Linked DNA regions of Homo sapiens: region 2 is linked to region 1. Evidence: read pairs that join two places in POLR2A ChIA-PET (ENCODE). Cell type or tissue: OCI-LY7. All regions are shown on one strand.

Region 1 (2,500 bases):
GTCCTGCTCTGCACCAAGCCCAGGCTGGGAACTGGGGGCATGGGCATGAAGCAAACGGAGTCTCCTCCATTGAGAGGATCGCAGCCTGGTGAGGGTGACAGACTTGGATACGAGAAACTCTGGTCGGAGCAGCTTTTGAAAATGTCTACAAGGTTTGGCTTGAGAGCAGTGAGAAACCAGAGGAAGGAAAGATCTTCTCCAGTTAGAGAGGACAGATGAGGCCTCTAAGAAGAAAGAGTTTCTTAGAGGCCTCATCAAGCTGGGCTTGACGGGTTGCTAGGATCTGACAGTGACTAACATCTGTGGCTACTGCTACACTTGAGATTATTTTCCTGTATGTTTTGTCTTCTGATGCTCACAAGAAACCTACAAAGATGATACGGTTCATTTCAATCTCATAGATGAGGAAAAGGAGACTTGGAGAAGTTTGGTGACTTGTGCAAAGTCACAGAGGTAGTGAGACATGTAGCTGGAGTCTGGATGGCAGAGCCTTCCCCATTGCCTGATAGAGAAGGCAGGTTGGGTGGGGTGAAGGGGTCTAGGTAGGTGGCCCTTGCAGAACCTTTGATCTGACTTTTACATCTGCAGCACAGCAGACGAGATAACCTGAAAAGTGTCCTGCTACAAAACAGCTAGAAATGCTTGTTAAAATATAACAAACATCACTTTAAGTACATAGCTAAGCTTGCAAGAAAGTAAGGGGGAGTCCCCAGGGGCCAAAAAGGAAGAGATAACTGAATTCCAGAGTGGTAGGTGAGAAACAATGTTCTTTTTCCTCTGGAGTGAGGCAAGTGCGTGGCTGAGATGGCCAATCTCAGTCACAAAGGGACTTGAGTTGGTAGGGACAGGAGGTCAGACTTTGGGCCTATCCCCAGCAGGGAGTTAGCACTAAGAAGCCGACTAAAAGCCAGGACCCAAGAAAGGTTGTACCATTAGCAAAAGAATGGTCTAGGAAAAAATATGCACATGGTTTTAAATAGACATCAGGGAAACTTTTCTGGCTTCGTCTGGGCTCTGGATTGGGGAAAAAAATGTAATCAGTGGCCTGCTCTCATGTGGATTTAGGGGTTCAAATTCATATCATTTTGGGGGTTGTGGCCCTTCCCCACATTAAAAATAGTCATAAACTTGTAGTACCCAAGGGTAACCTGGTAGAAAGACATAAATCAGGCCATAAAGGTAAAGTTCTACTGAAAATGAGTTTATAGTCCCAAAATTATAAAACACACAAAGGAACAATCCTGCATGAATGACAGTTGGTAGATACAACAAACAAAACTTCCGTTATTTACTTGGATCTTCTCAGTTTTTCAAACTTAACACGAGAAAGAACTTTTTGATAATCAAAGCTGCCTTACAATGGAAGGGGCTGCCATGATAGGTCATGAGCCCCCGACAGTGGAGGTGGATGAGGAGGACTTCCCTGTGTCAGGTGTGTTGCCCAAGGGTTTCTACATCGAAAGGGAGGTAGGAGGAAAGCTTGGAGATTCTGTGGCTGGGTCTGTCTGTTTCCTGCTAGACAGGAAACAGTGAGCTTCTGTGGGCAGGAACCCTGTCCTTTTGATCTTTGTGCCTAGTAGATGTCTGTGAGCAAATGAGTGGGTTATTGTTTGAGCAGGACTGTAGGAGAATGCTGTAATGAAGGTGCAGGCAGAGAGGAGGGACCCTGCCCCGGGCACTGAGGAAAACCCATGATGAGTGAGATGCAGGCTTTGCACAGTAGGGGCCCATGGATTGTCTGATCAGGGGATGAGGGGAGTCTGCACATACCTGTACCAGTAGGGGCAGGGAGTTAGGCTTTATAAGATGATACAGATACAGTCCTTCTCAAGGACCCCGCCTTCTCAACCCCGCGCCTTGAGAAGATCCTGGAAAGCTTCATAGAGAAGGGATACAGGAGTTTGATCTTACTGTACGGGGACTGAAAAAGGACACTCTGGATGCATCGGAGGGGAGGCATGGAAGTGGGAACATGTGAGGTTAGTTTGGTGGTAATGTGTGAGGGGGAAGGGAGATCAGAAAAATCAGCAGAGCAGTGCCTTGAAAACTAGGTTGCACCACTCGGCTAGATCTGGGCTTCTCGAACGTTTCCACCCAAGTACTTGACGTCAGAGAGGGGAACTCACCCAAAGTAGCCTGACATGAGCTCTGAGTTTGTCTACAACCTCACTTTATCTCAAAGACTCAAGTATGTATGTCGTAATTATAAACATGTTTACATGTTTTAATATTACATTTTTTTTTTTTTGAGACAGAGTCTTGCTCTGTTGCCCAGGCTGGAGTGCAGTGGCGTGATCTCGGCTCATTGCAAGCTCTGCCTCCCAGGTTCACGCCATTCTCTTGCCTCAGCCTCCTGAGTAGCTGGGACTACAGGCGCCTGCCACCACGCCTGGCTAATTTTTCGTATTTTTAGTAGAGATGGGGTTTCACTGTGTTAGCCAGGATGGTCTCGATCTTCTGATCTTGTGATCCAGCCATCTCGACTTCCCAAAGTATTGGG
Region 2 (2,500 bases), 100 kb before region 1:
ATGCTATAAGTGTAATTTCATCAAAATCTTAAAGAGAAATATATCTAAAAACAAACGTTCAAACTCTTTTTAACAGATGACTCATGATGCAATTAAAATCAAAATATGTGCATAAAATTGACATTTTAATCAAAAATACATATTTTTCAAAGGTCATTATTTTATTGGCATGTTTTCTTTCCTATTAACTGCAAACAGAAGCTGCATGGGCTATACCTAGGGGGCATTTCTGATACTGAGTGCTTCCTTCACAAAGTTTCAGGGTGGAAGTCTATAACACTATACAAGTCTAAAACACTTAACAAGAAACACTATACCAGAGTTGGGCTAGAAAGACAGCACATCTTCCTAGTAGTTCCCGCCCAGTTCTGGCTCTATGCCTCCACCTGGGGAAAGATACAGTGACCAAGAACACGAAGTCCCACCACTTATTCTTTTATCTTCTTAAATTGTGGCACATTGCATATACATTAATTAGTAGGTAAGAAATGAGTTATGTATCTTATTTGTTTACATTTTGATAATACTATCTTGTTCTTAAACTTTGCTTAATTCCCAATTTCAAAATATTTTGAAACAGCATTTCTTTTTTTTTTAAGATGGGGTCTTGCTGTGTCACCCAGGCTGGAGTGCATTGGCAGGATCATGGCTCACTGCAGCCTCAAATGCCTGGGCTCAAGTGATTCTCCCACTTCAGCTTCCTGAGTAGCTGAGATTACAGGCACGGGCCATCACGCCTGGCTAATTTTTATTTTTGTAGAGACAGGTCTCACTATGTTGCCCAGGCTGGTCTTGAACTCCTGGACTCCAGTGATCCTCCTGCCTCGGTGTCCCAAAGCGCTATGAGCCACCACACGCCACCAGCACTTCATTTATTGACTGAAATTTAGGAATTTGTTGTTGAAAACCACCCATATCTCTGTAAAGTTTTAAAACATGATTACAAAGTATAGTGTTTGGAAAAGAATAAAAGAATCTTGGGCTCTAGACAAAAAGTCTAGATTCTAGTCTGTGTTGGCACCAACAAGGTATTCTTCAGAGTCTGGAGCCATTTCCCTCCCGGTAATATAAGACATTGACTTTTTTTTTTTTTTTTTTTTTTTTTTGAGACAGGGTCTTGCTTACTTCCCCAGTCTGGAATACAGTGGTGTGAACACAGCTCACTTAGCCTCGACTTCCAGGATTCAAGTGATCCTCCCACCTCAGTCTCTTGAGTAGCTGGGACTACAGCGCATGTCACCAGGCTTGGCTAATTTTTTGATTTTTTGTAGACAAAGGGTCTCACTATGTTGCCCAGGCTGGTCTTGAACTCCTGGGCTCAAGTGATCTGTCTGCCTCAGGCTCCCAAAGTGCTGGGATTACAAGTGTGGGTCACTGTGCTCAGCTGAACTGCTTTAAGGCTATATTTGGACTTTGAAGTCAAATGAAAATGTATATGAAGCCATGTGAATATATGAAACAGATCAAAGCTATTTACTATGGACAGAGCCCAGGGCCTCTGAGGCAACACTGAAGAACCTCCAGTGCTCTACAGAACATTCTGGAAATCCCTACACTAGATGAGCTCTTCCCGTTCTGACATCACATCACTTTCATAATAACAACCAAAAAAGTAAATTTGGTCAGGTTGAAATCCATCCAAATTCATCTTCTACTTTTTTTTTTTTTTGGCTTGGACAACAGCAAAGACGTGAGGAACTATACTGGTCCTTTGTGTTAATGCTTGTACTAGTAAAATATTTAGGTTTTAATCATGGCTGGTTTGGTGTGCTTCATTCATTCATTCAACTGTGCTAAAAACTGGGGCTATGAAGACAAGTGTGGTCTCAAACTGCTAGTCTCCTGGGGAAAAGAGGTAAACAAGCATAACACAGTATTACAGCAGTTAATGGTATCAGCAGACTCCTGGCACAGTGGGAGCAACTCAATTCTGCAGGAGGAGGGAAGGTAGAGGGATAGGAAAAGATTCACATAAATAGCAATGCTATTGACCGAGCACTTAAAATGCATCAGGCAGTGTTCTTAATCTTTTATGTAATCATTTTAGAGATGAGAACATTCAGATAAAAGATGGTTAAATAACCTGCCTACAGATTTTAAAAAAAATGATGGAGGCAAGATTTACAACCAGGACATACGACTTTAAGGCCCTACTCTTAATCACTACACCATTCTGCCTTTATATTGACAGACATGGTAGCAGTTAAGCTGAATCTTGAAGAGGTTCATATAATCAGATGACAGGGTAGAAGTCAGCAGAGAGGAGAGGAAGCAGCATGAATGAAAGGGAACAGAGGTACAAGACAGCATGGCACACGGGGAGTTTGAAGTTGTTAGGCCAGCTGGAACACAGGGTGGAGGAGAGTCTGTGGGCAGGAAAACAGGTTAGAGGCGCTACGCTTCCCTCCCCCTTTGGCAAGATCCCCATCTTTGTCTCTGCAATAACAGACCAAAAAGAAGTCTTAGAAAATGGAGTAGACGGAAGAGATGGAATAACTGG

Evidence for each region. Peaks named below come from ENCODE experiments on the same cell type or tissue, not always from the same donor. Only the 100,000 strongest peaks of a DNase experiment are listed, where the experiment ranks them.
Region 2: POLR2A ChIA-PET joins it to region 1 with 7 read pairs; 3 of 35 experiments call an interaction of 5 or more read pairs at or near these places.

Annotation. Positions count from the first base shown.
Region 1 is chr11:78,201,349-78,203,848 of GRCh38, forward strand. All of the region lies in intron 6 of USP35 (ubiquitin specific peptidase 35), which reads left to right. Among named protein-coding and RNA genes, the nearest start is that of USP35, 14 kb to the left of the region's middle. In OCI-LY7, no CTCF peak of the experiment used is centred here; a DNase peak (open chromatin) is centred at 1,543; H3K4me3 peaks cover 748 bases; H3K27ac peaks cover 736 bases.
Region 2 is chr11:78,097,500-78,099,999 of GRCh38, forward strand. No RefSeq gene overlaps it. Among named protein-coding and RNA genes, the nearest start is that of NDUFC2-KCTD14, 19 kb to the left of the region's middle. In OCI-LY7, no CTCF peak of the experiment used is centred here; no DNase peak of the experiment used is centred here.